Linked DNA regions of Homo sapiens: region 2 is linked to region 1. The links are chromatin loops, found by intact Hi-C in ENCODE. Cell type or tissue: heart right ventricle. All regions are shown on one strand. Each heading gives the region's core, and the rest is flanking DNA. Links, peaks and the distances in the headings are about the cores only.

The links. A loop is a pair of places that touch in the nucleus more often than their neighbours do. Peaks named below come from ENCODE experiments on the same cell type or tissue, not always from the same donor. Only the 100,000 strongest peaks of a DNase experiment are listed, where the experiment ranks them.
Region 2: it touches region 1 in a loop (4-fold over the local background); 12 of 110 quality-filtered maps call a loop at or near these places.

The regions. Positions count from the first base shown.
Region 1 is chr4:47,816,888-47,833,770 of GRCh38, forward strand. The region is part of intron 1 of CORIN (corin, serine peptidase); the gene reads right to left. LOC101927179 (a long non-coding RNA gene) reads left to right here and starts at 14,458. Exons shown (of 3, transcript NR_125881.1): 1 at 14,458-14,621. RefSeq lists an enhancer at 7,562-9,148. In heart right ventricle, for the core only: no CTCF peak of the experiment used is centred there; a DNase peak (open chromatin) is centred at 8,135; H3K4me3 peaks cover 132 bases; H3K27ac peaks cover 1,748 bases.
Region 2 is chr4:47,744,855-47,761,737 of GRCh38, forward strand. All of the region lies in intron 4 of CORIN (corin, serine peptidase), which reads right to left. Among named protein-coding and RNA genes, the nearest start is that of CORIN, 85 kb to the right of the region's middle. In heart right ventricle, for the core only: no CTCF peak of the experiment used is centred there; no DNase peak of the experiment used is centred there; H3K27ac peaks cover 1,577 bases.

The DNA.
Region 1 (16,883 bases), core at 3,417-11,416:
ATAGCTCCTACTTTATTTCCAAATGTTCTTTAGAGTACTGCCTTCCCTAGTTGAGAACCACTTGGGCCATTCAGCAATCATCTATTGAGCAATACGGTGTGGTCAGCTTGACTCTCTGGATACAAGGCACAGCCCTAAGTAAGCAAACTGTTACCCTTCCTATAGGCATTAATAAACACTAGCTCTTTAGGTAAGTACTAAATCTTATGCCTTTTTTCCACAGAGGTATGGGACATTTAAAAAATAATAATCATTATGTCTCTTAATTGTGTGTGATCATCACCCTACCTGGAACACAAAGAACACAGAATTTGAATGTCAACATCAATCGAATATCAATCAAAAAGAAGTGGCAGAATGTATTAAGTCCTTTAAAACATATACTACTAACTATATATATATAACAAAATATATATATATATAATATATAACTAACATATACTACTCTTGAACCAGGAGTCTTGAGAGAGTATGGAGTGGTACTAGGGTAGAACAACACACATGGAGTGATTATTTCTTGATCTGGCACAGCATGAGGCTTTAAGCCTTGGTGGACCCATACCAAACATGGTCCATGTAGGACTTTAGACTTTGGACAGTCTCTGCAGCCTATGCCAGTTCCCAGTGTTTCAGCTGTGGCTGAGGTAGGATCAAGTTTTTAGCTTCTGGAGGTGAACAGGACAAAAGGTGCTGCCTGGAAACTACAAAACAGCTGAGATTCTTTGGTTCTCAAGAAGTAGATGTGAGCTTCTAGTTTTGACTATTTGTGCCAGTCTTAAAATAAGTATTAAACTGAAGAAAGGCTGCCCCAAATTCTATTCCTCCTTATGTTGTTTTAAGCTACATTCAGGGCCATGGAAAGAAACAGAGAAGGGGAGATCTCAATCCTTAAGATGCACAGAATTTGTTCACAGGTTCTAGCCACCCTCTATCACATGATCCTAAGTTCACTCTGGATTTGTTAAACAAATAATCTCTGACCCGGTCTCTAGATTTCATAGACCTAATTCATGGATTCAGCTGTAGATTTACCCTTCTACAGCTGGTAGATTTACCCTTCTACAGCTGGTAGATTTCATTTGAAAACAAAAATATACAAGGCTTTATCATCATGTATTCCTTCTTCTTGGGGTGAAGTAGGAACACAACTCAATAAAACTTTTGCAAATGCAAAGGCTAAAAAGGCAATTCAAAGGCCTGTGCATTAAACATCCTGTCTCTACAGAATGTTTATCTCAGGAGGTCAAAAAATATCTGGAATGGTTTGAAAAACATAGTTCAGTCTTACTTTCAGAAAAAGTGTTGACTAAACTACTAAATTAGAGGAAGACATAAGTTTCCTTAAGAGAAGGGTTGAGTTTTGAGCAGGTAGGCTGAGCAGATAAGAAGGAAAAAGTGAGACTCTGAAGGTCTGTGTGGATAGATATAGACGAGCAAGGAGTTGCACCCAGGTCTAATACGCTTAAAGAGTTTATTGGAAAGAGAGAGATGCTTCTGATAACTACTAGACAATAAAGTATGGCTGGAACCCAAAGAAATCAAACAGAGGAAGAAAGACAAGTTCTCAGAAAACAAATGAATTGTCTGTCCCCAAAAGGTCAAGGATGTGATAAATTACTAAAAGGCAGTTTTTTAAAAGCTGCAGATAGACATTTGATTGTAAAAACAACTGAGGAACCATGCCTAAAAGATTGGACAACTGGTCAGACAAGGTGGCTCACACCTGTAATCCCAGCACTTTGGGAGGCCAAGGAATGTGGATCACTTGAGCTCAGGAGTTTTCAAGACTACCCTGGGCAACATGGCAAAAACTCGTCTCTAACAAAAATGCAAAAATTAGCCAGACGTGGTGGTGCACTCCTGTGGTCCCAGCTACCTGGGAGGCTGAGGTGGGAGGATCACTGGAGCCCAGGAAGTCAAGGCTGCAGTGAAATGTAATCATACCACTGCACTCCAGCCTAAGTGACAGAGAAAGATTCTGTCAAAAACAGAAAAAAAAAAAAAAAAAAGATTGGACAACTATGCCAAGCAGCTTTTGAAAATCTGGATATATTGAACAGGGTAAGATCTGGAAAATCAACATAAAATTATCCAATAATTCTTACGTATCAAGTTTCAGCCTGACACAGTTATTATAGGTGAGTACATAAGTACTGTGTGTGTAATATAATAGAAAATTTATGGAATTAGGAAAAAGAGAAGACATAGCAAAAATGAAAAATATTTAAAAGGGAGCTGGGCAACCCATAATAGATTGAGTCCAAGCCTAGGTTAGATGCGGATTTGAGAGGAGAACACCTTCTGGGTAGGAATTAGCCAACTCAGGAGGATAATGGTAGACAAGATTTACTTGAACATGAAAGCATTCAGCAGACCCAAAATCTACTCATATTTCTCACTATGGGAGACTTCACAAAGGAAGTCTAGAAGAGCAAGTTGGCAAAGATCATGGCCAGAAGACAAAGAGAAACTAAAAGCAAACTGAGCAAAAATTACTGAACCTACAGAAAATATAGATAGGAAATGACTAAATTAAGAAGGAAGTTAAACTCTTGCAAACTCAACAGGGCCTTCCTAGAGGAAGAGGGGACAGAGACAAAAATAGCCAGGGAAAGACAATCTCTTTACGAGGAGTAATAAAGGCTAATATGAGGAACCAACCATTCCTATGCAAAAAAGCAGGAGACAGAAGCAGCGAGAGACATGAAGGGAATCAGAGTCTCCCAAAAATGGGAAGGATAACGGGAGAGGAGAAATGATCCCATTAGCCTTAACTGGATAAGGGTTTCACAAGATCCTGATTCAGAATCAGAGATCAGAGGCATCCTGCATCTCATCTGTGTACCTTGATGCCCATAATTCCATTAATTCCCACCAGCCTTCTACCTCCAAATTCTACCTCCAAATTCTAGTCCCTGCTTTCCTGCCCTTAGGATCTGTGAGACATCAAATAAGCCAAAGATAAAATCCCCTTCGTCAGTTTAGCCAGTTCTAAGAGGTTTTCATAACCTATAATCATCAGAATGCTACCAAATACAGAATGCTCCCAATAATTTTATAGACCATCCAGGGGGATCCTAATTGAAACTGCTATTACAATCCTGAAGCCAGACAAGCAGCCCCATCTCCCAGGGTTTGGGAAATGTCCGGAGTATAAAAGTGCCTGACTCCGGAAAGTGTCACTTTCCTCCCCTCCCGACACATTCTTCTTTCAAATGGAACCATCCATGGTTTCAACTATTGTTCATGCCAGTTTAAATACATAGTGGCAGTCAAAAGAAAGAGAGAGGAATTTCTAGGAGCAAGAAAAGAAAGGGAAACTGAAAGCCAGAACAGTAAAAGTTGAGGCTAAGACATCCTGGAAATTAGGGTTAGAGGGAAATAATGAGGGTGAGGGGAGAAATTTTCTTGGACGTCAGACTAGGAGCTTGGGTCTGGGGTTTGAATGCCAAGAAAGAGACCTGAGAAAAGGCCTAGGTTAGGAGCTGGAAATGAGAACCTCAAATAAATCCAGGACTTTCACAATGCTACACTGTCAGTGAAAAGGAAGTTAGAAAGCTCCACTTAGCCCAAGGAAAGGACTAAAAAAGAGCATCCCTGTAAAAGTGAAAACAATAAAAAGCTCTTATGAGAAATGAAAAATTTGCTGTACAAATTTACATTGTACAGCAAGTGTAGAATTCCCAAGCTGTGAAATTAATATAAAAGTAGATCTCAGACTGGTAATTCTACTAGGGTGCCTATCAGAAGCAAACCAAAACCACTCTGCACTTCCGAAACTGCCCCCTGCCCGAAAAATGAGCTCACAATAAAAAATGTAAAACACATGAGAAAGTGATCTGATAAACTGTGCTAAGAGGTAGAAATAGAATATAGACAAGTCAGTAGTCCCTGTCCTTATGGAATACACGAACTATCAAGGGAAAAATAGAGTCAATTGTTACACAAATATTCATTTAATTACTATTGTGATTAATGCTATAGATTGAGTCATACTTTTTATGATTAAAAAATGCTATAGAAAGTACAGCATAAATAATTTATGGCAATGTGAAAAATGAACTCATGGCTGGGTGTGGTGGCTCACGCCTGTCATCCCAGCTCTTTGGGAGGATGAGGCAGGCGGATCATGAGGTTAGGAGTTCAAGCCCAGCCTGGCCAATATGGTGAAATCCCGTCTCTGCTAAAAATACAAAAATTAGCCAGATGTGGTGACGTGTGCTTGTAGTACCAGCTGCTCGGGAGGCTGAGGCAGAAGAATCGCTTGAACCCGGGAGGCAGAGGTTTCAGTGAGCCAAGATCATGCCACTGCACTCCAGCCTAGACGACAGAGCGAGACCCCATCTCAAAAAAAAAACAAAATGAACTTACAAACTGACCTCAACCTTTTTATTAAAATATGTTCAATTTAACTACAACAGAGAGCAGTCTCATGTTGAAAATACTTCAATGATTAGGAATATTAATTAATATTTATTATAGGTACTTATATATATATAATATTAGAATTATTATTTCAGTCATAATCAAATAATTTACCTTCCCCGCTTCTTTCCACTGATGGTTTTAAATATTTTAAATAATATGTTAATACATACTTATAAAAAAAACTGTCTGAATGTTTAATATTTATGATCGGAGTTCAAGGTATTAAGAATTATGTAACATTTTCTAAAATTATAAGAAGTTGATAAAAAGAAAAGAAGGCTTTTGAGAGTGTAGATCCCATTGTTCCATCCATCACATTTTTAAATTTTGTTTTGACGTCTTTCCACAGTTGGTATTCCCAAGCAAGAAAATATTTTTTAAATGATTGTCTCATTTCTTCCCAGCGCTAAAGTTATCTGTACTTTGAGACAAAACCAAACATAGAAATGATAAATGTTTTAAACTATGTATATTATAGATGCACCTAATTTGCTTATGAAAAGACAAACCTCCAGATCCAAATGAGAACAGACTAAACTAATTTAAAAGAGTTCTATAAATGTTTAATACTTGCCTAGCTTTCATGTATCAACTTTTATCCTTTTCAAAGGAAACACAATTAAGAATTGTGGATGTGAATTAAGGGATTATAAATAATCCTATTTTCAATTGAAGAAGTTAGGGGAAAGATATTTCATTTAAGATTAAGTTGTATATTAACAGTATACTAAATTGTTCACTACTTTCAAAAAGAAAAAATGTCCATGACTACAAATAAAGTTTGTCTTAGGGTAGATTTTTTAAAAATGCAAAAGTGAAATATCTCCTGAAATTATTAAACAAAATGTATTTACTTTTTTCCTTTTTAAAAAATTTAAAACACACATGTTTACAGAAGAGTTGAAGGTACAGTATAAGGAACTGACCCATTTTCTTCTGACTTTTCTTCTGACCCGTTTGATACTCAGTTGCTAACCAGATGCCTCACTGCTCCAGAATATATTAATGGATATTTCCTATAAACAAGGACATTCTCCTGCCTAAACACAACACAGCCATTAAAATGAGAAGATTACATTGATATATTGCAACCACCTAATTCTCAGACCCCACTGGTTTTTCCATTAGTCTCAATAATACCCCTTCTACCAAAAGGATCTAATTTAGAATCACAATTACATTTGGTTTTCACGTCTCTTTAGTCTTCTTCAGTCTTCTCTTATCTTTTATGACTTTCACAGTTTTGTAAATTACAGGCCAGTTGTTTTGTAGAATGTTCCTCAGTTGTGGTTTAGGATTAAATTCAGACATCTTTGGGAGAAATAACACAAAAGTGATGTTGCATTTTTCTCATTGAATCCTATCAATTTGTCCTTTTATTGATGACAGTCATATCCAACACATGATACTGTTGGGATGGGTCAAGCCTCCCCATTGTAACATTATTTTGTGGAGAGGTACTTTGAAACCATGTTAATATACCATCTCTTCAAACTTTCCATTTCTTTTTTTTTTTTTTGAGAGGGAGTCTCGCTCTGATGCCAGGCTGGAGTGCAGTGGTGCGATATCGGCTCACTGCAACCTCCACCTCCCGGGTTCAAGCGATTCTCCTGTCTCAGCCTCCCAAGTACCTGGGACTACAGGCGCGTGCCAACATGCCCGGCTAATTTCTGTATTTTTAGTAGAGACGGGCTTCACCATATTGGCCAGGATGGTCTCAATCTCTTGACCTCATGATCTGTCCGCCTCGGCCTCCCAAAGTGCTGGGATTACAGGCGTGAGCCACCGTACCCGGCCCCATTTCTTTTTTTATTCGCTTACATAAGCATGGACTACTGTTTTCCTATTTCATTCAATGGTTTATAATTTGTTACTATCATAATTTACTTAGATCCTCAATTTGCCCTCCATTTGGCCAATGGAAGTTCATTAAAGCTGGCTGCTGTGTCCTTGTGACATGCCCCATCATTCTTTGAGCACTTCCTTGCTTTTTGGAACAAGATGCTTTGAATTCATCTGCTACTAGCCTTGCATCACCCTTGGAATCAGCCATTTCTCCAAGGATCCTGGTTCCTTTTTGTAGAAAATGACATTTAAAAAACAAGATCTGAGGGCCCCTTGGTATGCATATGATGTGCTCATTGTTCCTGGGGTGGTGTTGTTCCCAGTTTCTCTCAGCAGAAAGAGCTATATGGAAAAATGTATTTATATTGTGTGTGCATTCACATATGTACACATACACATAGGCCTCTGTATTTATTTCTATATCTATCTTTACACATTGAAAACCAGATATTTATACACATATCTCCAGTTTCAATCCCATATCACAGAGGTCCAGATCTACTATACTTTCTATACTTTTAACCCCTTTTCCAACAGGGAGAAAGCTGGTTTATTGTTAATACATTTAATTGCTTGATCAATCCCCCAGTCTGTAACTAATTTCCCATGTCCCAGCCCCAGCTGCCATGTGGGCGCCATGCTCACCCTGTCCCAGACGCCGTGCTCATTCTGCCCTGGCTCTCCTATGCATGGACACCTTCCTCCTCCTACTCAGACCCTGAACCCCATCTTAGGTTGACCTCCACACACACCATCCTTACCCTGCTTAGGCACCAACATACTCTGCTGGCCACCTGTCCTTGTTGATGTGGCTGACGTGCTGCTGTCCCTCCCCACACTTTAGAACCCACCTTACTCTGTCCACTGAACCATTCAGGACTCAGTTGTTCACCAAGGAGCAAGGAATAGGAAAATCCAAAGTTTTGAAATCTATGGAAAGCAATCAATGCTATTCCTTTTTTTTTTTTTTTTACTCCTTTTTTCTCCTAAAGCATATATAAAGGAGAATAACAATACAAGAGCATTTTTAGGAGTGGCTGACATGAAATGATTTGAGAATATTGTTAGGAATATATGTTTCTTATTCAAAGAGCATTTTTGTTCCTCTTATTTGCATTCAGTTAATAGAGGTAGTGTTAAACAACAACAGAAAAAAAAAAAAAAAAATACACACACAGTGCTACCAGGAGGCCAAACAGGTAAGCTGAGCTTGTCATAAAACAACTCGGACCACTGACCAAGGCACACCCAGGTGAGATCTTGCAGGTCCTTTGTTGGGGCCACTTCACGTTCTCACCAGGATGCCTTAGGAAAAGCTTTTCTTTCTTTCTTTTTTTGCTTTGTAGAGACAGAGTCTCAGTATGTTGCCCAGGCTGGTCTTAAACTCCTGGCCTCAAGCAATCCTCTCCCTTCAGCCTCCCAAAGTGCTGGGATTACAGCCATGAGCCACCATGCCCCAGGTTCACCTTCTTTGTTTTAATTTCAAACAGGATGGAAACTCAATTCTATTGTTATGATTCTATTGTTCTGCAGAAGAGGGCAGAATAAAAAGCACCACAGGCCAGATTAGAGCTGTGTATCCAAGTCTAGATTTTGAATTCAAAAAACCACAAAGGCCAAGGGGAAAGAGAACGCTAAACTCTCAAGTTTGTCCTAACCTCTTTAGGGAATGAAACTGGACACAGCCAGACAGTCCTTCAGTCATTCCTAGCTTGAAAGATCCCTCCCCACTCTGCCTTGCTTACCCAACGTGGGCAGCTGAGTGTGACAGCTTTGAGGGGCCTCCCCAGGGCTATTTTTAACCTGGTGTTATCTGCTTACAGACTTTCCACCAGGGCAGCCGCAGGTCCAGGGAGTCACTCCACCTGGGAAATGTGAGCACACCGCTGGCCTGTGGCAAATGAGGTATTTTTAACTGAGACTTGAGAAGCTCAGAATTGTCATCTGCTTCAGGCCTCAGGGTGCGAGACACAAAACAGAGCCAAGCAAGAGAGGCTGTGTGCGGACTCTCCAGTTCCTTAGCAACCAATTGCTGGGCTTGTTGCTGGAGGAGGGCTCTGTAAGTGTCCGGATCAGCGATGGAAAGCCAGCCTCAGAGTCTTTCCTGGCAATTATGTGGCCCCCTCCCCATAGAAGTGAGGCCTGGGAGTCCCCCTTGCAGGCGAGGTATTCTGCCGGGCTTTCCCACACCACACCTATCTGCGGCTAATTAGCATCACCTGGGACTTGTTAGACACATGAATTCTTGGGTCTCAACCCAGACCTGTTAAATTAGAAACTGACAATGGGACCCAGCGATCCATGTTGGATCAGACCCTCCAGGTAATTCTCATGCACACTAAAGTTCTAGGATCACTGGCCTAATCACACATTCGCTAACATTCATAGATAAAGACGTAAGAGTAACACTTGAATCCCACCAAGCCCACATTGCAGTAATTCTTTTAAATGAATAACTTTTAGAACATTTTTACACTTACCAGAAAAAAAAAGTGAGCAGATAGTAAAAATCACCAGTAACTTTTTCAAACCACTGCTTTTTTTTTTTTTTTTTTTTTTAGATGGAGTCTCACTCTGTCACCCAGGCTGGAGTGCAGTGGCGTGATCTCGGCTCACTGCAACCTCTGCCTCCCAGGCTCAAATGATTCTGCTGCCTCAGCCTGCCAACTAGCTTACTAGATTACAGGTGCCCACCACCATGTCTGGTCAATTTTTGTATTTTTAGTAGAGACAGGGATTCACCGTGTTGTCCGGACTGGTCTCGAACTCCTGACCTCAGCAATCTGCCAGCCTCATCCTCCCAAAGTGCTAGGATTACAGGTGTGAGCCACTGAATCCAGCCAACCATTGCTTTTTTCTGCTGCTCACTGTACCCTAATAAGAAAACCTCCTTCCTCTGTTCGTCCTTAAAGGCAGTGATAAGACACCAACTGAGTTTTTGCCATCAAAGGCGGCAATTGGGTCAGAGAAAGAAATAGACCCCAGCGCTAAGGGAAGATAGCAGTAATGCACAAAAACCCTAGGAATGACTGCAAATGCCTACCCCAGCACAAGCTGAGATGAACAACTGTGATTGTCTAAGACTCTGCAGCCAGGGCAACACCTTCACAAAACACGCTTGGAAATGATGTGAATATTTGTGTATCAGTTATATAGTTGTTTCTTCTTGCTGCTGTAACAAATTACCATACACTTAGTAGTTTAAAGCAACACAAATTTATTGTCTCACAGTTCTGGAGGTTGGAAGTCTGAAATCAGTTTCACTGGACTAAAGTCAAGGTGTTATCAAGGCTGCTTCCTTCTGAAGGCTCTCAGGGGAAAATCTGTGTCTTTTTCAGCTTATAGTGGCTGTGTCTATTCCCTGGCTTGTGGCCCCTTCCTGTATCTTCAAAGCACATTTCTCCTCCCATCTCTACATCCACCATCACTAATTGTCACATGTGATTCTGACCTTTCTGCCTCTCTAAGGGCTTTGTGATCACATCAGGACCTCCCACATAATTCAAGATAATCTCCCCATCTCAAAATCCTTTATTTAATTACATTTGCAAAGTCCCTTTTGACATAGAAAATAATATTCACAGGTCTCAGGCATTAGTATGTGGGTTTATCTAGGGGGTCATTGTTCGGAACATCTCGCTCCATAAAGCCCTGTACCCTCTAATGCCATAGACACTCGCTATGTGTTGTCATTGAGCACCTGCAATGCAGCTCATTTGAACTGAGAAATGCTATAAGGGTAGTGAAATTTAAAGACTTGTTATGAAAAAAAGGTAAAAGATTTCATTAATAATTTTTATGTTGATTACATATTAAAATTATAAAATCTTGGATATATTGAGTTAAATAAGCTATCTTATTAAGATTAAATTCATCTGTTTCTTTTTGCTTTTTCAAGTGCAGCTACTAGACAATTTTAAATTACATCTGTGGCTAACATTATATTTCTATTGGAGCAGTCCTACTACAGACCATAAAGGAGGCAGGGTGACATTAACTTTCAGTTGTTTTATTTTTGCCTTACTTATAAGAGAGCCCAGACTTTGGAAGCAACATTTCTTCTTTCTCTAGAGAGAGCCACTAAATTCCTGCAATTAAGATGTCAATTCAAGAGAGATATTTTATTAGGGATATGCACAACTAGATAAGCGTAACAATAAAAAAAATACATTTATCCAGCAACATGCATTCTAATAAAGCATTTTCATTAATACATTCTTTCATTAAGTCCTCATTACAGCCTTGTAAGAGATGTATTATTCCAACTTTTCAGAGAAGAAAATGGAGCCTAAGGGAAATTAACTTGCTGGAGGAGCACCCAGTCAGTAAGTGATAAGCTAGAACTTGAGCCCATGTCTATGCACCTCTGCACCCAAGGCTGCCTGACTGATTTCCTGGTTTGGGTTTAGTGGTTTAATCAGGCTCACTCTACTTCCTGAGTGGTTTTACTTTCCACCCTCCTAAATTTCAGAGATCTCAGGATTTTCCCTTTCTACCTTAAAGTTCTGCTCTTTTGCTATTCTGAGCACATTTTTATTATGTTTTTTTAAAAATTATTTCTTAACTTTGAAGGCATAGGGGCATATTTCCCACCCAGTTATTTAAAGAAGATTTTCTCCTGTGTCACACTTCCTCAGCACCCAGAGGCACACCTGGCACCCAGCTTGATCCTGGGCCATCTGGTGGAAGAGCCCTGATACCAATGACTGTCTCTCCTCGTTCTGTTCACCACCCATAGCTGCATACATAGGTAAGATGTTCGGATCTGACCTCTAGCCAGAGTAGATACCCTCAGAGAAACCAGAGCTATGGTAGTTTAAACTGCCTCCCAGCTTTCCTCTGATCAGTCTTTTGGGGTTGAACAGGCAATTTTTCACTTTGGCAGAGGGTCACTGTAAGAAGAATTAGCAAATGCCCACTAAGAGGGAAGTGGACACTAAGGTCATGTAGGATGCCCCTTACCCAGGCAGCACTCCTATGGCATAATCAGAAGTATGTGTTTGTTTTTTTTCCCAATTCCTGACACAGGACTCCTTAAATCCCTTGGAATATCCTGAGTGATAAGAGTGATAAGAGCACCTTTTGTTCTAACTTTTGTTCTAACGAGGTGATTCTTGGATTCTTGAAAACTCCTAGCTAGCTTCAGGATAGGGGCTGGTCTCCAGAAAAACCAAACTTTGATTAGAAGCCTAGAGTTTTCAGCCCTACTCCCCAACCTCCTGGGAGGAGAGAGGGCTAGACATTGAATTAATAACCACATACTCATGCCTGTGTGATGAACAAAATCTCCATAAAAACCCCTAAGTGTCAGGGCTTAGAGTTTCTGAATTGGTGAACACATCTACATTCTGGGAGCACTCCAACTCCATGGGGACAGAAGCTCCTGCACTTTCTAAGGGCATTGTGATCACATCAGGACCTCCCAGATAATCCAAGATAATCTCCCCATCTCAAAATCCTTAATTTAATTACATTTGCAAAGTCCCTTTTGACAATTTTGACATATAAAATAATATTCACAGGTCTCAGGGATTAAGATGTGGGTTTATTCCAGGGGTCATTGTTCAGACCATCTCACACCATATAACCCTGTATTCTCTCATACCGCAGACATTTGCTACATGTCGTTATTGAGCATGTGCAGTGTAGCTCATTTGAATGGAGAAATGCTGTAAGGGTAGTGAAATTTAAAGACTTGTTATGAAAAAAAAAGGTAGGCCCGGCGCGGTGGCTCATGCCTGTAATCTCAGCACTTTGGGAGGCCGAGGCGGACGGATCACGAGGTCAGGAGATCGAGACCATCTTGGCTAACACGGTGAAACCCCGTCTCCACTAAAAATACAAAAAATTAGCCGGGCATGGTGGTGGGCGCCTGTAGTCCCAGCTACTCAGGAGGCTGAGGCAGGAGAATAGCGTGAACCCGGGAGGCGGAGCTTGCAGTGAGCCGAGATCGCGCCACTGCACTCCAGCCTGGGTGACAGGGCGAGACTCCGTCTCAAAAAAAAAAAAAAAAAAAAAAAAAAAAGGTGAAATATTTCATTAATTTTTATGTTGATTACATATTAAAATTATGAAATCTTGGATACATTGAGTTAAGCTATCTTATTAAGTTCAAATTTATCTGTTTCTTTTTGCTTTTTCAGTGCAGCTACTAGACAATCTAAAATTACATCTGTGGCTAACATTATATTTCTACTGGGGCAGGACCCTTCTGGACCTTCTGGACCTTCTGGACCTTGGCCTAGGCACCTCTTCATCTGGCTGTTCATTCGTATCCTTTATCATAAACCAGTGAATGTGAGTTAAGTGTTGTCCTGAGTTCTGTGAGCCATCAGGGCAAATTATCAAACCTGAAGAGGGAGGGAGTTATGGGAACCCCTGATTCATGGCCAATCAGTCAGAAGTGCAGGTGGCCCAGAACTTGCAACTGTCATCTAAAGTGGGGGCAGTCTTGTGGGATCTGGCACTAACTCCAGGTAGATAGTGTCAGAATTGAGTTGAATTATTGGACACCCAGTTGGTGTCAGAGAGTTGCAGCAGTGGTGTCAGGAAAGATACCATGCATCTGGTGTCAGGAAGGAAAAAACACACCACTTGTCAGCTATCAGAAAGGGAAGAGAGAAACAATAAAGTAAAATGGGACAGTGTCCTGCTCATTTTCTGCTGCCACATAAAAATTATAGCCTTTAGATTGAAAAAGGCCCTGAAAGAGTAAATAGTCCAACTACCTCATTTTACACAAGTAAACCAGGATCTAAAAGGTTAACTGACTTCTGTAAAATCTCAGCAACCTAATACCAACTTCTTATTGAACTCCCCTTTCTGATGATGCTTGACTTGGACAAAACTGTTTTAAAGGATGACAGAGAAATAGTAAATAAAACAATATAGCTTTGATTTCCAAACCACACTACAGAGAAGTAGCATCTTGCTCCCAGAATAAGGCTCTAAAATAGGCACATGAAGATGAAAATCATGTACTGTCAAACTAATCCCTGAAAAGCCTTAAGAGAGTGTCACATTGGAGACCAATGTAACTTCCAACAATAAATCCCACATGGTGTTTGTTTTTTTTTTGTTTCAGAGCTGGAACAGGCTCATCGGTTGAGTACCAGATTAATTAATTGGCTTGAGGTTAGGGAATAAAATGGCACAATCTTTAAACCCAGGATCACACGTGGAACTGCAAAAAGGATACACATAAAAGGCACCAGGTTCTGAAACTAATGGCAGATTCCTTTCTCTCATCTTTTGCTCTTACTCCAGGACACTGAATAGAATGACTCATATTAATTAAACATTCATCTCTCCTCCCTGCACTCATGGTTTAGGGTTTATTGCTTAGTTAGAAACCAAGCTTCACAAGTGCATGAATCCCTGTTTTGTTCATAGATGTCTCCTAAGTGCCTAATAATATACCTGTCACATAAATGTTTGTTAAATAAGGAGATGAATGTATTCTTTTTGTCCAGCCTGTATAGTTGAATTCTCATACATTAAAGCTATTTAGGTCTAGCTATGGCTTTCACTTCTTGGGAAGTTGTGGTGCTATTACCAGAAAAATTCAAACAGAACTATGCATAAAAAGATTTTTCACCATTCAGGAGGTTCTTGGAGTCTCAGATTAAGATTTCCTGGTACTGTCAATCTCTATCTATGACACTTCAGCAGAATGACACTTTTGTGGCTTCAGAGACACTGACACCTACTTTCATAGCTGCATAGGACTTTAAAACTCCCCCAAAGTGCTACAAACAAAAAGTACTCTTCAAGTGCTGTCAACCTAAAGGTTAACAGGTTGAAGGGACCCTGGGCTAAGGAAGCACAAGCTGGAGACACCAAAATGGTCTTCGCAACTCGCCTCTATATTTTCTGCCCTGCTCCTAAGCCAGCCTGTTGGCCGACTGGCCCTTCTCCACAGATGTCATCTTGAGCCTCTTACAGAGTTTCAGCACTGACATTAATGACAAGATGGATCACCTACAGGACAACCTTGGATCCTCAACCAGCCTGATTAAGCATTGACACTGCATTTGTCACCACCAGCTCTGATGGTTTGGACATGTAGAAATGTATTGCAGGAGAATATGCAAACAGCTGCTGTAAGGTGAGCTGATCGGGACAACTGCCAGCAGGCAGAAGGGAAGGCATAATTAATGGGCACCCTTCAGCAGAGCTCAGAGCAGACCAAACGCCAATGCAGAAGGCTCAAGAAAGAGGCAAACAGACTAGCCACTGCTCCAGGATGACTGTGGCTCTTTATGAGTGAAGAGAAAGGGTGGAGACTGAAGACAGAACTGGGGACAGTGACAGGCTTGGGGAAGAACAGCTGATTCAGCAGTCCCAAGGTGAGTCATCCCATGTGTTCCACACCCAGGTAGAAAGCGCTCATTAGCAGAACATAATCTCCCAACCTGCATGATGATCGTCTGTCCATGAGAATAATAAACATTACAGATTGTGCTTGCACTAAAGCAGATTTAGTAAAGCCTCAGGAACAGAATATACTTCATGGGGTAAGAAATCCAGCTAGGGAAAAGACTGACCTATCTATGCATCTGTAATGGGTTGAATAGTGTCTCCAAAATATATGTTCACCGAGAACCTCAAAATGTGTCCTTCCTTTGCATATAGGGTCTTTGCAGTTGAAGTTAGTTAGGACAAGGTCATACTGGATTAGGGTGAAGCCTAAATCCAATATGACTGATGTTCTTATAATAAGAGAACACACAGAAACACACACCAGGAAGGCCATGGAAGTAAAATATATAGTTTGTCAAATGAGGATGAGTTCAAGAAGGGGTCCTACGTAGTGAGGTGGAGTATTAGTTTTTAAGCCTGATTAAATTAAACACTTGGTGGATCTTTCCCCCAAACATTGTACTTAGTATTATAGTGCTTTCATTCTTGTAAAAAATGGTACAACATGTAGGAGTACATATGGAGGGAGAAGAGCCTCCTTCTGTTGTATTAGTTTCTGCTGTAAAACCAGGAAAATCATCGGCCATAAAGCTCATAGGGAGGGAAAAGAACAATACATAAGCAAAATCATCAAGGCTGAAGGGGAGAACTCAGAGGATTATGTGACTAATACTCACTTGTCAGTGATTTATACATCAATCTGGCCATTTACTATTCAACAAATGCCTAGGCCACGTAAGAGACCTCAACAAACGGAAGTGATTCTGCTATAGGAAACCACTTCTTAAAAGAAAAAGAAGCAAATAGAGGTGCTTTACAGGAAAACTTTTTCTTTTCTTTTCTTTCTTTCTTTCTTTTCTTTTCTTTTTTTTTTTTTTTTTGAGATGGAGTCTCGCTCTATCACCCAGGCCGGAGTGCACTGGGATGATCTCGGCTCACTGCAGCCTCTGCCTCCCGGATTTAAGCAATTCTCTTGCCTCAGCCTCCCAAGTAGCTGGGACTACAGGCAGGTGCCATCACGCCCTGGTAATTTTTTTGTATTTTTAGTAGAGATGGTGTTTTGCCATGTTGGCCAAGCTGGTCTCGAACTCCTGACCTCAGGTGATCCATCTGGCTCAGCCTCCAGTAATCCCAGTGAGCCACTGTGCCTTGGCCTAGGAAAATTTTTATCATCCTAAAATCTTATATCATCACTCAAGCAAAAGAAAGCTCTAGAACTGCCTGAGAGAACAGCCTGCAACGAAGGAGATCATGTATCTGTGCTGCCCAATACAGTTGCCACCAGCTTTATAAAATAACTGAGCACTTAAAATGTGCCCAAGGAGACTGAAGAAATAAATTTTTAATTTGATTTAATGTTGATTAAATTTAAACAACCACAATTGGCTAAGAGCTACTCCATTGCATCACATGGCTCTAGAGTCACAGAAAGCTGCCTGTGGAAAAAGTCTTGAGACATTTCTCACCAAGTCTAGGATGAGACTGGATCCTCAAGTAAAAACAGATTAGGAAACAAATCACCAAAGCAATTACGAGCAAGAAAAAAAAAAGCTAGAGGTATCATACGTCATGATTTCAAAATATATTACAAAGCTACACTAATCAAAACAGTATGGTACTCATATGAAAACAGCCATATGGCCAAACAGAAGAGAGATCCCAGAAATAAACTCATACATACATAGTTGACAAGGATGCCAAGAATATACAATGGAGGAAAGATATGTCTTCAACAAATGGTGCTGGGAAAACTGGCTACACATATGCAAAAGAATAACATTGGAACTTTATCTCATGCCATGCACAAAAATCAAGTTAAAATGGATTAAAGACTTAACCATAAGACCTGAAACTGTAAAATTTCTGAAAGAAAACATAAAGGAAAATCTTGACATTGATCTCGGCGATAATTTCTTGGATACGACACCAAAAGCATAGGCAAAAAAAAAAAAAAAAAAGCAATAATAACCAAATAAGATTATGCTAAACTAAAAAGCTTCTGCATAGCAAACGATATGATCAACAAAATGAAAAGGCAATCTATAAAGTGGGAGAAAATATTTGCGAATCATATATCTGATAAAGGATTAATATCCAACATATATAAGGAACTCCTTCAATTCAGTAGCCAAAAAGCTAATAGCCTGATTTTAAAATGGGAAAAAGACCTAAATAGACATTACTCCAAA
Region 2 (16,883 bases), core at 3,815-11,814, 72 kb before region 1:
ATATATAGTTGTCAGCCTAAAAGAGCTCTATTTAATATCAAAAGGGGAAAATTAACATGGAAACGAAGGCCCTCAGATTGCAAAGGAAGAAGTAGGTCAAAAATATGTTATTCTTGTATTTTTATCTTCCCTTTGAGAAATTCAAGTATCTCTGAGTGGCAGCAGAGAGTAAGCTGTTCCATTATTAACTTCCCCAGCCTCCCTGGAAAATGAACATTATACAGATGAGTGGCAACTTGGAAGACCTTGTACAGTTATTTATCTTTTCAGATTTCTAGTCTGTCATCTGCAAAATAAAAAAAAATGCACACAATTGTCTGTTAATAGTATGAGTAATGATGCCCCCAGAGCTTATCTTTATTCACTTAACATGCCATGAAACAGTCCTAGATCCATAGCTCTGTGGATGGAGATGGGATACTAACAAAGTCAAGGCCACGGACTTGCTTCCTTGCAGACCCAGGTAATTGTTTCTACTTTACAGCTGAAGGCTGCATCTCTCACCCTGGCTGGTCAATTGCTAAAAGCATTTCAAATAGTTTTAAGGAAACTGGGAAAGAAAATAGACATGTCAGTTAAATCAAAGCATACACTTCACAAATGTGGAGCCAATAAGATATCACAGAATCGTACAATATTAGATATGTAACAAACCTTAAACAATACCTTATTCAAATCCTTCAAATGAGATAGTTCCAGGGAGATTCTAGGACAGACTTGAGGTCAAATAGCTCCTAATGGCAGAAGCAGGAATAGAATCCTGGTGTTTCAAGTTTCAGGACACATTCTACCTACTCTCCCTGTCTCTTCTCTTCTAAGGACCTAATAGTTGGGCTTTTAAAACTCCTTGATCCAACAAGCACATTTACAATACCCCATTCATACTTCTACAGATTACAAAAACATAAGGGGATAGGCCAGCCGTTGAGATCAAATGAAACTAATAGGGTCTGTAAAATAATCTTAGGGCAGAGATCTTTGTACATAAAAATGGAAAAAGGGAATTCAACAATTACATTCAGATAAAAATATCTTACCTTCCTCTCAGAAAGTCACCTTAAAACTGAGTATCTTTTGGAATACTGATCTTCATATAATTGTCTACATACATTAATATGTAACCAAATTCAACAGTGAGGATGTTGAAGAAGAGGTTTTGTATTTGAAAGAATTAGCTTCAGCATATAAAATATGAATTGGTTCAGGCAAGTTTCTTGGTATAAAGAAGACACCCGAAATATATTAGATATTTCTGGGACTAAGAAAGGATCACTTAAATAACACTGTTTTTCATTATTTCCTGCCTGTCCTGACTCTTATCCCAGAGAAGTTAGCGAATATACTTTCTCAAATAAAACTAGGATACACAGTAAAGGAAGGTGGAGAACATAAAATTACTATATGCAGTTACTTATGTTTGCCAGGCACTGTTCTTAGTACCACACATGCATCACCTCACTGATTTCTCAGAACAGGATGAGTAATAGGTGTTATTACTAATCCCCAATATACAAATAAGGAAAGAAGCACAGACAAATAAGACATTTGTCCAAGTTCACTGAGGCAATGAGAGTCAGAGCCGGGATTAGAACTCGGGCAGATTGACCCAGGACCTATTCTATTTACTACTGTACTACGAGTAAGTCCTAATTTCATGAATGCATGTCTTGAAAGCACAACGCAAATCTTTTTTTTTTTTTCAAATGGAGTCTGGCTTTGTTGCCCTGGCTAGACTGCAGTGGCGCCATAGGCTCACTGCAGGCTCTGCCTCCTGGTTTCAAGCGATTCTCCTGCCACAGCTTCCCGAGTAGCTGGGATTACAGGCATGCGCCACCTCGCCCGGCTAATTTTGTATTTTTAGTAGAGACAGGGTTTCAACATGTTGGCCAGGCTGGTCTCAAACTCCTGACCTCAGGTGATCTGCCCACCTTAGCCTCCCAAAGTGCAGGGATTACAGGCCTGAGCCACCGCACCCAGCCAAGAGTGCAAATCTTGATATGCACTTTGTGAGTGGCACCATCATATACGTGATGGGTGAGATCTCCATTCTACAAAAGCCTACAAATGTGCATTGAATCAGTATTTGTCAAAGGGGCTAAGAAACACAAGGAAAGGGTAAATACATTTGTGCTTTCTTCTCTAGGTGTGAGCCAGCCCACAGTAAAGCTATAAAACAAGCTAGGCTTGTCGTTGGTGTTCCTCCTTTGCCTTCTAGTTCTTGACCAAGGTCCCAGGGTCCCAATGCCCTTGTGATCACCCCGATGCCAGCACCCCACCTAGATGGCCACCTCTACCAGAGTGCTTGAAACATATTATTCCCTTCCTACAATCAAAACAGTACTCCCAATTGCAGCTGATCTCAATTAAGCTTTTAAATAAGAAAATAGATGAAAAAAACACAGAATAATGCATAATAATAGATGAACACTTAACCCTCCCAGAGATTTTTGCATCTTTAAAAGAAGACTGCTCACTGGGGCAATGGAATCTCTAACTGATGAAATTCCAGATACCATTTAAAGGGAAAAAAAAACATTCAACATTTTTTGAAGATGAGAAAGATGTCTGCAAACTGAACAACACTCTGGAGCCCAACTCTCCCAAGCAGTTCCTGGACCTTTCCTCATTTCTGAACTGAGTTATTTTATTTTATTTTATTTCATTTCATTTCATTTCATTTTATTTATCATTCTACATCTTTTCTTAGAACCTTCTAGGGTAACAAAAATGAAGTTTCATACAGGAGGCCAGCAGACTGTTTTCAAGTTCTAAAGTTAAGTCTTTAATTCAGAAATGGAATCATTGTCATTGACTCTTACGGTGGTCATTTTTCTACAGGAAAGCCTCAGTCTATCACCCTGCAACTTTCACATGGCCACTCCTCCACTGTTGAATCTTGGGCAATAGCTCACTCATGTCAAAACTCAGTTTCCTCATTTGAAAAGTGAAGGTTTTGGAAGAGCTGGAGTTTGGACCATTTTTCATAGTCCTTTTACTACTAACATTCTGTAAGTCAAAATTCATTCTTTAAGGCAATGTTTCTCAGAGGAGCACTGATAATCCCACCAGATTTGCTAAATTTCAAAAGGTAACAGGCATTTTCCTCAAGATTTGTTCTGGGAATATATAGAGACATTAAAATACCATTAGGCCCTCCATTCTAAAAATAGGGCCTAAGAAAAATGTCTACTGTGTTTCCAAATAGTTCTCTTAAGAGGTGTAACCAACTGAGACCCATAAGCTTTAAACTGCTGGACCAGGATATGTGAAATAGTGATGGGGTATTAATAACTAGCAACACTTTCCAACAGTGAGCAAAATGTGTAGTCATTTTTTCTTACTTTGCATAAAATTCAACTGCCTAGGGAAGGTTGAAGCATTTTGCTTTTCATCACATGGAACAGCGTGGTGAGATAGGCCACACTATTTTGGAATATGTGTCTATATCCAAGCAACAAACAGATTGATGACTTTAAAACAGCTCTGCACAGGGAAGGAGACCACTTTAGCTATCTAAAAACTATTTTAGAAAGGGTGATTATTTTAAATTGATGTCTGAAGTGCATTTGGTGTTGTGCAAAAGTACCTAGTACATTTCAACTAAAGTTAAAGCAGAAAGCTTTTATACCTCCTCTATAATTATTTGTTCAAACATTTGATAGCTATATAAATAATACTACAATATAGTGATAGTGAAGTTTTTATGGTGTTCTCACTAGGAAGGCTGTTATAAAATTATTTATCTACCAAAACTTGTACAGTTTATCTATAAAAATGTTAGAGAATTTATCTTCAAATAATTTTGTTATAGTATATATACAAATTAATATATAGATTTTATCTGCAAAAAACAAGTTCTGATAAGGACATAAAGTTTAAATTATGAAATAAGTCATAGCCACAAAGCAGGCTTATATGGTTAATGGATTTTTAAGTTTTATAAATCATTTTTCTCTTAACTTTTGATTTTGAACTACTGTTAAACTTACAGAAAAGTTATAAAAATAGTACAGAAAATTTCCATATATCCTTCATCCAGACTCCACTAAGGTAAACATCTTACATAACTGTAGCATAATTATTAGAACCAGGACATTAGCATTGATACAATATCTTTAACAAAACTAAGGACCCTATTTGAATTTTGCCAGGATCTCCATTTAGGATCCCACATTGCATTCAATTGTCACTTTTTACTTTTGGCAAATAAACTAATCTTTAAATATTATTAGGAGAACTCAGAATTTAAAACTCTTTTTTCATGAGAAAAAAAAAAACAGAATCTTTGTGACAGGTGGACTTTAAGATGGCCCGCAATGATCTCTGCTTCCTGGTATTCATGCCCTGTTTAATCCCCTCCTCTGGAGTGTAGGTTGCCTGAGTGATTTGCTCCCAACCAACAGAAGGTAATGGAATGTCAACTTCATCATTAGTCTACATAAGATTGTGACTTCTGCATTGCTAACAGACTCTCTCCCTTACTGGCTTTGATGAAGCAACTTGTCATATTGAGGAGACCCACATGGCAAGGATCTGAAGGTTGCCACTGGCTAATAGACAGCTAGGAACTAAGACCCTCCAACCAAAGCCTTTAAGGAACTGAAGTTTTTCCAAGAATCACATGAGCTTGGAAGTTGATCCTTCCCAGGTCAAGCCTTCAGATAAGACCCCAACCCTGCCAACATCTTTAATTCACCTATGTGACAGACCCTAAAGCAGAGGACCTGGCTGGGCCACTCCCAGATATCCGGCCCATAGCAACTGTATAATAATATATGTGTGTTGCTTTAAGCTGATAGGTTTATGGTAGTTTGCAATATATAACTAATACACTTTTCTTGACACATCACATTGTCAGAGGCATGCTACTGAGTTTGATGTTCTATTCATTGACAAGACTCACACAATCATCTTTTTAAAAATACATTCCTAAGTTTGTCTTTGTTAGGCTGAGCTGTTCAGTGAAAAATGCTCACAAAATCATAGTCACAGGCACCTCCCAGAGCTGCAGAACTTACTTAGTCGTGAAGAGAATGTTAATGCTGGAAGGATCTTCCAAGATAATCTACTCCCATTTTCTCCTTTTGCATTATGAGGAAATTGAAGCCTAAACAGATTTTCATAGCCAAATACTGTGACTCCAGTCCAGTGCTCCCAAATATCTTGCCTATCTGACCTCCTTGCACAATCTATGAGCAACAGATAACACAGGAACATAAATCAACAGATGACAACACTACTGGAAAACCCAAATAACAATAGATGGCTTGTTCTCCCTATGATAAGCGAACAGCATTGGTTTCCTATGTCAGCATCTTCTGCGACCTCAAGAGACCATATAAGAGGTTAGGCTTAGCGGGGTATGAGAAGCAGAAAAGAGGCTTCTTTGGTTTCTACTCCACTAAACGTGGGGATGGACAGCGGTGCAAGGGAATTTTTACATGTGTCATTGTCTCCCATCAGAAGATAAATAATGGAAGCATTTGTGGTATTTTTTGGTCACATTGGTCTGACTCTAAAATCCAGGACTGTGTCTTTCTTTTTCTTCATTTGTAATAGTCATGATCCTACCAGGAAAGAGGTGAGCCACTAAAGCAGGTTCACTGCAGAATGTTTAATGAAGGGCTCTGATCACCTACAGAAGGAAAAGGTACAGGCAGGGTTTAGATAAACCAACAAGGCATAGTACAGTAGGCTGCTGCAGGGAGCTGTTAGCACCCTAGGTTTAAGAGACAAGGGGAAAAAGAATTTTCTGGAACTTGGAGAGAGTTGTATGGGGAAGGCTGCTTGATAGGGGTCGTGGCCTCTTACAGTGAGTGGGTTGCAGTCAACCCATGTAACCTGGCAGAAAGGAAACCAGGGGATCACTACCCAAACTGTCTATTCTCCCACACTATGATCTCATGCTGGTGGCTTCCATTGGCTGAACCCAACAGGAAGCTAGAAAGTAGCCACTGTTGAAGCGGCCTCCCCTGGGAAGAGTTAGGATGGAGGAGAGTGGAAAGTAGATATGGAGAAGTAAATGAGAAACAGCCAGCACAAAGCTGCATGCCTTGCACCTAGTGAAAGTTCAGCAAATACTTGTCAAGGGATGAAACACAGTGATGTGTGAGCAGACGGTTAAACTATGATTAGCTTGACATCTGGTGGGACTGTTTACACCACAAGAATCAGCAAATTATGCAAATAATGGTTTTGTTGTTGGTTTGTTTTTTCTTCCTCAGGGATCCAATTTACCAGCACACCACTGAATAAAAGTCTAAATCATGTCATCTACTACAGAAGGAAAGCTGTTTTCATTTCCACTCAAAAGAAAATTACAGCCATGAACTTCTTGAATCCACATAAGAAATGATCTCAATATTAACTCCTTCTCCACCACTTCTACCACTCCTCCTTCACATACATTATTTTTTCGGGGAGTATAGCTCAGGGGTAGAGCATTTGACTGCATATACATTATGTTTTTGGTGGTAATACCATCTACCTAAGTCTCCAAGTCCAAAAGCCTTTGCCTTCCAGTCAACTTAGACATTCATATGCAAATAATCACTAAATACTGCCAATATTACTTCCTAAAAATCCGTCAAATCCATTTTCCCTTCTCTCCCATTTTATTTTCTAGAAAAATTAAGCCAGCTGTACTCTCTCTAATATATGGTAGATCTGGCTGTTACTTCATCTGAATTGCCTTTTTACCCCACCTTGTTTACATGGCAAATTTTTCTTCTTCCTCCAAAATTAATTTCAGCAGTTACCTCCTCCCTGCTAGTAGCCTTCCCTAATAATGCCAGATAAAATGAATTCCTCCCCTTTCTCTGTGTTACCTCCATGCCTTGTAAACTGATCACATTTTACAGCAATTTAATTGTGTTTATGTCTGGTCCTCTATTACGCTAAGTCCCTTGAAGACAGTAGTATGTTTTATTCATTTGCGTAACCCAGCATCTAGCAGTGTGCCTGGCACATTATAGGCACCAATAAGTGTTTGCTAAAGGAATAAATTGATAATTTTCCAGGTATCTTTGTTGAATAAACTGATGCCAGGAGCTGAGATAGAGCTAGTTCCTAGTAAGACCCTCTATTCCTCCCTTACGTCAGGCCCCCCCACCCACACTCCCAACCTTGGCAACAGTAACTGCTTGCAGGACTGATCCCATCATGACCTCTTTTCCCACTTCAATCAATTATGACAGGATGCTCAGTATATCCGGCTCTCCCTCACCTCCCGGACTTCCAGATCCTCATGGATCAAATGTAAGCTTCGCAGTGAGTTTTCCTGAACAACACTGCCTAAAATTGCACCTCTTTTCACCATACTCCCACCCTCCCAAAGCTCTCCATTCCCCTGCTTTGCTATTTTCATTGCACTTATCACTATCCGCTAAACGAGTATTTATTATCTGTCTATTTATTTGCTTACTGCCTATCTCTCACCGGCATAACATAAGCTCTGTGAAGCCAGGGATATTTGTTTATTTCATCTGCAGCTCTATCCCTCCTGTGCACAGTCAGCACTCCATAATTATCTGTTGAATAAGTAAATGAATCACACGCAGAGGTGACTCCTGCCTGAGATAAAGCTGTCAGTAGCAAAGTTGGGAGGAGAACCTAACTCCCAACTTAATTGGGAATACAAAAGCTCACACTACCCTGCCCAAGAGGTGCCCTCCACTTCAGGTCAGCAGGTTCTACATGCACTATTCAACATTTAAGTAATGCCCACGTAAGAGTTAAATGTCAGTAAAACTGTCATAAATGAAAAGCCTACAGACTGAGGGTCTTGTTTGCTATGCCAATAGCAGTGTGTCCCTCTTAAAATACAGAAACTTAGAAAATACTAACAGATAAACACAGTTTGAATTAAGATGGGCATAAATAATGTAAAAATGACACAGCCACTCTGAAAGAGAATATAAAAGTCCATACTCTTTTAACCAACACATTCCTGATTCTCATTAATATTTGGCATACTTACCAGGGCCCAGGGGATGAGAGATTAACAGATCACAAAAGAAATGTGCAATTGTTGAATTATTTTGCAGTTGTTTTGATTTTTACACATTATAAAAGGATGCCATGAATACGGATATTCAAATGAATTGAATCACAAGTATTATTTATACATTCTAGTCAGAGCCACATAATTATCGGGGGAACCAGCCCCCAATATTTCAATGTAGGTTCTTTCTATTTTCCCTAAGAGTTGGCCAGTCTAAGAAATAAAGAGAGTACAAAGAGAGGAATTTTACTGTTGGGCCTCCAGGGGTGACATCACATATTGGTAGATCCGTGATGTCCCCTTGAGCCGCAAAACCAGCAGGTTTTTATTAAGGACTTTAAAAGGGGTGGGGGTGTACGAACAAGGAATAGGTCACAAAGATCACATGCTTTAAAGGGCAATAAAGATCACAAGGCAAAGGGCAAAGCAAAGATCACAAGGTAAAGGGCAAAATTAGAATTACTGATGAGGGTCTGTTTTCAGCTGTGCACATATTGTCTTGTTAAACATCTTAAGCAACAGAAAACAGGGTTCGAGAGCAGAGAACTAGTCTGACCTCAACTTTACCAGGACGCGATCTTTTCCAGACCTTAATAAGCCTGAGGGTACTGCAGGAGACCAGGGCGTATTTCAGTCCTTATCTCAACCGCATCAGACAGACAACCCCAGAGTGGCCGTTTATAGACCTCCCCCCAGGAATGCACTCCTTCCCCAGAGTATTAATTATTAATATTCCTTGCTGGGAAAAGAATTCAGTGATATCTTTCCTACTTGCACATCCGTTTATAGGCTCTCTGCAAGAAGAAAAATATGGCTGTATTCTGCCCGACCCCGCAGGCAGTCAGACCTTATGGTTATCTTCCCTTGTTCCCTGAAAATCGCTGTTACTCTGTTTTTTTTCAAGGTGCACTGATTTCATATTGTTCAAACACACGTTTTACAATCAATTTGTACAATAGTGGTCCTGAGGTGATGTACATTCTCAGTTTAAGAAGATAACAGGATTAAGAGATTAAAGTAAAAACAGGCATAAGAAATTATAAGAGTATTATTTGGGAACTGATAAATGTCCATGAAATCTTCACAATTTATGTTTCTCTGCCACGGCTCCAGCTGGTCCCTCCATTCAGGGTCCCTCACTTTCCTCAACACATAATACCGATGAATTATTGAGGAGAAAAGTACTGCACAGAGCTTGATGAAATGTGTGTGCTTGTGACACTGTCAGTAACATGACAAGGCATTTTTAGAAATATTTGATCTGTCATGGCCTGATTCTCTAGCTTTACATCTTTGTAAAATGAAAGTAATTGGAATTATATGACAGTATCTTACCTATGCTTTGAGCTATTTTGGCTCATAAAATGAAACCTCATCTATCACTTCATATTTTATGCATAATGCCAAAAAAGCAACTAAGTCACCAGTGTTGCCTGATGTTGAAAAGGGAACTTTGCTACAACCAGCTGCCTAAACAGCCAGGTTGCCAGAACTCATGTGGCTGACTGCTGTTTCCAGGTTAGCAGATAAATTCAGGAAAGTAAGCAGCAAATGACTTCAGAATATTTCTTTGGTAACAGCAACAGTGCTCATCTTTTTTGTTTGACTACTGATCTATATATATTTTAAAAAATTATAAATATGAAAGTATTTAATTCCTTAATGTTTCCATTTATTCCCAAATGAGATACAATTTGGGACATATGTAACTTAACACCTAGAGCCTGAAATTCTATTTTCTACCATGAACTGTTTAAGCAAAGACCAATCCATCCAATACACAGAGGGGTCCAAGCAGATGACCTGGCTCCTCCCCAGGGTGATACTCTTTAAATATTTGTTTAATATTTATTTAGCTGAGAAACTGAGATTTGCACTGAAGAGAAACAGGACTTCAGGTAGCAGGGACCCAATTTGCAAACTCAACTTAGTAAACCAGAAGTCCTGCAGTTAACTCAGCCCATTCTTTCTGAAGGCAGTTAGGTGGCCAGTTGTTGCTACTGGATATGATCCATCATATGTCAACACAATGCCCCCCAAAACCTTCAAGTAGATTCTCTGATTAGTATTCCAAAGCAAACATAAAAGAGTTTTTGAGAAAACCTATGCTAAATTTAATTTTCTTCATCTTGTTTCATGAGTTTTTGGAGCTCCTTATTCATCAGTGCCATGGGCCACTGTAAACGGACCTGCCTCTCAACCCAGTGAAAAACCAAGTAACCTTAGGATGCTGGATTCCTTACCCTAGTGTCTCCAGTAAGTTCTCATCAGTCAGTTTAAATACCTCCAGTAATAGCAAACTCACCATTTCCTGAGACAACAATTCTATATTTACACAAGTTTATTATCCATAAAATTCTTCCTTTAGCTAAGTAGGAATTTACTTCTCAATGACTTTCAATTACTAGTTCTATTAATATGTTTGCCCTGTGGAAGAACACAGAAAAAGTATGCTCCCCCTTCCATCTCATGGCCCAGAAACATCTAAGAACGGCCATGGTATGCCCTCAAAGTTTCACACCCCCAGTTCCCTCAAGTATTCTTCACATGAACAGATTCTCAATCGCTATTCTCATCAGTATCCTCTACATATTTTATTGTTGTTTTCTTTCTGTTCTTTATATAAACTTTAATGCTAAAATTTTCAATTAGAAAGTCTTTTTAACTGAGTGCATATGAGTTAATATTAAGAAGAAGCACAGAGCTGCTAAGCCAGTCTTCAGGCACAATCTAGTAATTCCTCATCCATTAGGTCCAGGATTTTAACAGTGATGGAGAAGTGAGAGTTAATTTAGTATCTGTTAGCTGGTTATTCTGCCAACCAGATCATCAGTGTTGCCTGATTTTAAAAAGGGAAGCTCAGGAGCTTCAGAAGGAAGCTAAATTATCTCTGGAAATATTATCCAAGTCGCCTTAAAGTTTCAATTCCCTTAATATACACACAAAATTTGATTTATGCAAAAATTTTAGGAACATATAAATTATACAAAAAGTGTAGTACAACTATAGTCAACATATTTTGAACTCTCATTAACCTAGACATTTAGGAGGGTTCCCTGATTGAAGAGTTCATTTATTCCTTTACTCAGCTATTTAATGAGCACCTGCTATGTGTTGGGCAGTGTTCTGAACAATGGGTATACAATGATGTACAAAGTCAACAAGTTCTCTGCCACTGTGGAGCTTGTAAAGTAAGAGAGGCAATAAACAGACAGGCAAAAGGGGTTATAACTGTGCCATGGTGAAAGATAACAGGCCCTATTGAGGGTGATCAGAGATTTGTCTGCAGAGATGTCTTCTGAGAAGAGGGCTTAGTGTGAGGAGAAAGATACTACCAGGTAAAAGGAACATTATACACAAAGGAAGCTAGAAAGAGATTGGCATTTTTGAGAGGTAGAAAGGAAGGTCAGTGCAACTGGAGCCAGGTCAACAACACTAGAGAAGCAAAAAGGGCTTCAGAAACTATGGTAGGGACTTACAACTGGCTATGGGCAGAGCTATGCTTTGAATCAAATGTAATCTGCCCCCAAACTTTCAAGCGCATTCTCTGCAGTTGCCAGATGAAATTCTTTAATCTTCAGTGAACACACATAATATAAAATTTGGGTAACAGTATGGTGTTTTTCAAGAAGCTCATTTGAGGAAACTCATTTGGTTCTCACTGCAAACCTACAAGGATTAAGTACACTAAAGAAAACTGTAGTATACTATGGAAAATTGAGTACATGACAGAAAACATGTAGTTTCCATGCTTCAGGTGTAATTTTTAATCTTAGTCATGTGGCTAAGTAATTTTTTTTATAAAATTGCTCTAGATATTAAGAATAGTTGTTTAGGACCTAATGGCAAATCAATATGTCAGAGGGAAAAACAAATAACCAACACATCAAATTCTTAAAGTTAAAATCTCACTTCAGGAGCATGGAATATCTCTGCAATGTACTGGAACATATAAGCAAGCTGGAGATAATCTGCTGGGTCTCCTCCATTTCAATTAGCCTGTTTTGCAGTACATGATGTGTACATTTATTAAAAGCAGACACAGTCTAAAAGAGAAACTGTGAAAGCTCATTGTTATAACATATGATATAGTTGATCAGGATCTGAGGTCTCAAAGGAATCAAGTTAAAAACTATAACATTTACACATACCATTATAATATTTTTAAATTAAGTTTTAAATAGTATTATGTAGGTATTGTCTCTAGGATGAAATACAAGCAAATCTTCATTATTTGGTTAGCAGGGGAAATTAGTATGATGAATGATCCAAAATAATGAAATATAAAAGAAAAATATATTTGACTTTAGAATTTTTTTTTATAATACATTTTACTTCTCTGAACTCACTTTGCTTATTAAATTTAGCTTGCAGATCCCACACATACACTAAGTGACAGCAAGAAGCATTGGTCTGAAAGTGCAATTATAAAATTAAATATAATAATAAATGCAGGGCCAGGAGTGGTGGCTCACACCTGTAATCCCAGTACTTTGGGAGGCTGAGGTGGGTGGATCACTTGAGGTCAGAAGTTCGAGACCAGCCTGGCCAATATGGTGAAACCCCATCTCCACTAAAAATACAAAAATTAGCCAGGCGCGGTGGTGGGCGCCTGTAATCCCAGCTACTCAGGAGGCTGAAGCAGGGAGAATTGCTTGAACCTAAGAGGCAGAGGTTGCAGTGAGCCGAGATCACACTACTACACTCCAGCCTTAGCAGCAGAGCGAGACCCTGCCTCAAAAAATAATAATAATAAATGCCACAATAAAAAATAAAATAAGGCCCCAAAGGATACTTGAAAACTAATATAATAATGGATATCATTATCCATGAAAATAGAAGTAAAAAATTACCATATTAGCACACTTATCAGGTCAGGGGAAAAGGAAATTGTACCTAAAAGTGCCCTGAAAACTGTAAGCAGCTTAACTAAAAATTTACAGCTAACATTCAAGTAGAGATTGAATTATAATCAGGAGAATGATTGAAATGAGTTTACACATATATATACATATATATATGTATATATATATATATATATATATATATACACAAATATACACATATATATATTTGAGACAGAGTCTCACTCCATCGTCCAGGCTGAAGTGCAGTGGCACGATCTCAGCTCACTGCAAGCTCCACCTCCCGGATTCATGCCATCCTCCTGCCTCAGCCTCCCGAGTAGCTGGGACTACAGGCGCCTGCCACTATGCCTGGCTAATTTTTTTGTATTTTTAGTAGAGACGGGGTTTCACCATGTTAGCCAGAATGGTCTCAATCTCCTGACCTCGTGATCTGCTCGCCTGGCCTCCCAAAGTGCTGGGATTACAGGTGTGAGCCACCACGCCCAGCCTGAAAAATATATTTTAAAAACCCAATCCTGCTTACAATAGCTACAAAAAACACTTTGGAATAAACAAGGAAGTGAAAGATCTCTACACAAATAACTATAAACATTGAAAAAAATTGAAGAAGGCACAAATAAGTGGAAAGAAATGGATGTTCATGGTTGGAAGAATTCATATTTTCAATGTGTCCGTACTACCCAAAGTGATCTAGAGTCAATGCAATTCCTATCAAAATACCAATGACATTTTTCACAGAAACAGAAAAAATAATCCCCAAGTTTGCATGGAAACACAAAAGACAAAACAGCCAAACCAAGCCTATTAAAAAAACAAAGCTGGAGGCATCACACTACCTAACTTCAAAATATACTACAAAGCATAATGATATGGTTTAGCTGTGTCCCCACCCAAATCTCATCTTAAATTGTAGTTTCCATAATCCTCATTTGTCATAGGAAGTACTCAGTGGAAGGTAATTGAATCATAGGGGCAGTTACCCCCATGTTGCTGTTCTTGTGATAGTGAGTGAGTTCTCATGAGATCTGATGGTTTTATAAGGGGCTTTCCCCATTTTGCTCCGCACTTCTCCTTCCTGCCATCATGTGAAGAAGGATGTGTTTGCTTCCCTTTCCACCATTATAAGTTTCCTGAGGTCTTCCCAGCCATGCAGAACTGTGAGTCAATTAAATCTCCTTCGTTTGTAAATTACCCAGTCTCATGCAGTCCTTTATAGCAGTGTGAGACTGGAATAATAACACATAGTAACTGAAACAGTATGGTATTGGTATAAAAACAGTCACATAGACCAATGGAATGGAACCAAGATCCAATAAATAAATCCATGCCTTTACAGTAAACTGGTTTTTGACAAGGTGCCAAGAACACACAATGGAGAAAAGACAGTCATTTCATGCAATGGAGAAAAGACACTCAATAAATGGCATTAGGGAAACTGCCTATCAACATGCAGAAGAATGAAATTAGACTCTTATCGCATAGGATATGCAAAAATGAACTCAAAATGGGTTAAAGACTTAAATGTAAGGGCCCAAACTATGAAACTACTAAAAGAAAACATAGGGGGAACCTATAGCCTGGTTAATGATTTTTGGGAAATGATCCCAAAAGCTCAAACATCAAAAGCAAAAGTAGACAAATGAGATTTCATCAAACTAAAAGCTTCTGCACAGCAAAGGAAATAACAGAGTGAAGAGACAACCTATGGAATGGGAGAAAATATTTGCAAGCTATACATCTAATAAAGGGTTAATATCCAAAATACATAAGGAACTCAAACACCTCAGTAGCAAGAAAACAAATCACCTGATGACAAAATGATCAAAAAAACCTGAATAGACATTTCTCAAAAGAAGACATATAAATGGCCAACAGGTATATGAAAAAATGTTAAACATCACTAATTATCAGGGCAATGCAAATCAAAACCTCAAATCCCACCACTGCTTTATCAAATAAGTTAAGGTAATATTCAAAATCTTTTGTTGTCATTTCAGCAATGTTCACAGCAGCTTCACCAGGAATAGACTTCATCTCAAGAAACCACTTTCTTTGTTCATCCATAAAAAAGCTACTCCTCATCCATTCAAGTTTGATCATGAGATTGTAGCAATTCAGTCACATCTTTAGGCTCCACTTTTAATTATAGTTCTCTTGCTATTTTCACAACCTCTGCAATTACTTTCTCCACTAAAGTCTTGAACTTCTCAAAGTCATCCACGAGTGTTGGAATCAAGTTCTTCCAAATTCCTGTTAATGTTAATGTTTTCACCTCCTGTCATGAATCACAAGCATTCTTAATGGAATCTAGAATGGTAAATCATTTCCTAAAGGTTTTCAATTTTCTTTGCCCAGATCCATTAGAGAAATCACAATCTATCTATAGCAGCTACAGCCTTATGAAATGTATTTCTGAAATAATAAGACTTGAAAGTCAAAATTATTCCCTGATTAATGGGCTGCAGAATAGATATTTTGTTAACAGGCAAGAAAACAACATTCATCTCCTCTTACATCTCCGTAGAGCTCTTGGGTGACCAGGTGCATTGTCAGTGAGTAGTAATATTTTAAAAGAAATCTGTTTTTTTCTGAGCAGTAGGTGTCAAAAATGGGCTTCAAAATAATCAGTAAGCAGTTTCTCTAATGCCATTTATTGACTGTCTTTTCTCCATTGCATGAAATGACTGTCCTTTCTCCATTGAGTGTTCTTGGTGCTTTTGTCAAAAACCAGTTTGATGTAAAGGCATGGATTTATTTATTGGATCTCGATTCCATTCCATTGGTCTATCAGTAAACAGGTGTGCTGTCATCCAGGCTTTTCTGTTACACTTATAGAGTATGAGTAGAGTAGATTTAGCATACTTGTTAACGGCCTTAGGATTTTGGGAATGGTAAAAGATCATTGGCTTCAACTTACAGTCATCAGCTGAATTAGACCTTAACAACAGAGTCAGTCTGTCCTTTGAAGTTTTAAAGCCAGGCACTGACTTCTCTTCTCTAGCTAGCAAAGTCCTAGATGGCATCTTCTTCCAGTACAAAGCTGTTTTGCCTAAACTGAAAATCTGCTGTTTAGTGTAGCCATCTTTATCAATGATCTTAGCTAAATCTTCTAGATGACTTGCTGCAGCTTCTAAATGAGCACTTGTTACGTCATCTTGCACATTTATGTCATGGAGATGGTTTCTTTCCTTAAATCTCATGAACCAATCTCTGCTAGCATCAAACTTTTCTTCTCCAGCTTCCTCACCTCTTCCAGCCTTCACAAAATTGAAGAGTTACAATCTTGCTCTAGATTAGGCTTTGGCTTAAGAGAATGTTGTGGCTGTTTTGATCTTCCATCCAGACCACAAAAACTTTCTCCATATCAGCAATAAGGCTGTTTTGCCTTCTAATCATTTGTGTGTTCACGGATGTAGCACTGTTTGTTGCCTATAAGAACTTTTGCTTTGCATTCACAATTGGCTAACTGTTGGGTGCAAGAGGCCTAGCTTTCAGCATATCTTGGCTTTCAACACGCCTTCCTCACTAAACTTAATCATCTCTAGCTTTTCATTTAAAGTGAGAGATATGCCACTCTTCCCTTCACCTGAATACTTAGAGGCCATTGTAGGGTTGTTAATTAGCCTAATTTGAATATTACTGTGTCTCGCAGAATAGGAAGGCCCCAGGCGAGGGAGAGAGACAATGGAACAATAGTCAATATATGGAATCAACCTAAGTATCCACTAACCAATGAATGCATAAAGAAAATGTGATACACACACACACACACACACACACACACATATACACAATGGAATACTATTCAGCCATAAAAAAGAAAAAAATCCTGTTATTTGCCACAACATGGATCAACCTGGAGGACACTTCGTTAAGTGGCGTAAGTCAGGCACAGAAAGACAAATACCACAGGATCTCATTCATATATAGAGTATTTAAAATTTGATCTCATTGAAATAGAGAATAGAATAAAGGTGAAAAGAGACTGGGGAAGTTCAAGGGTGAAGATTGGG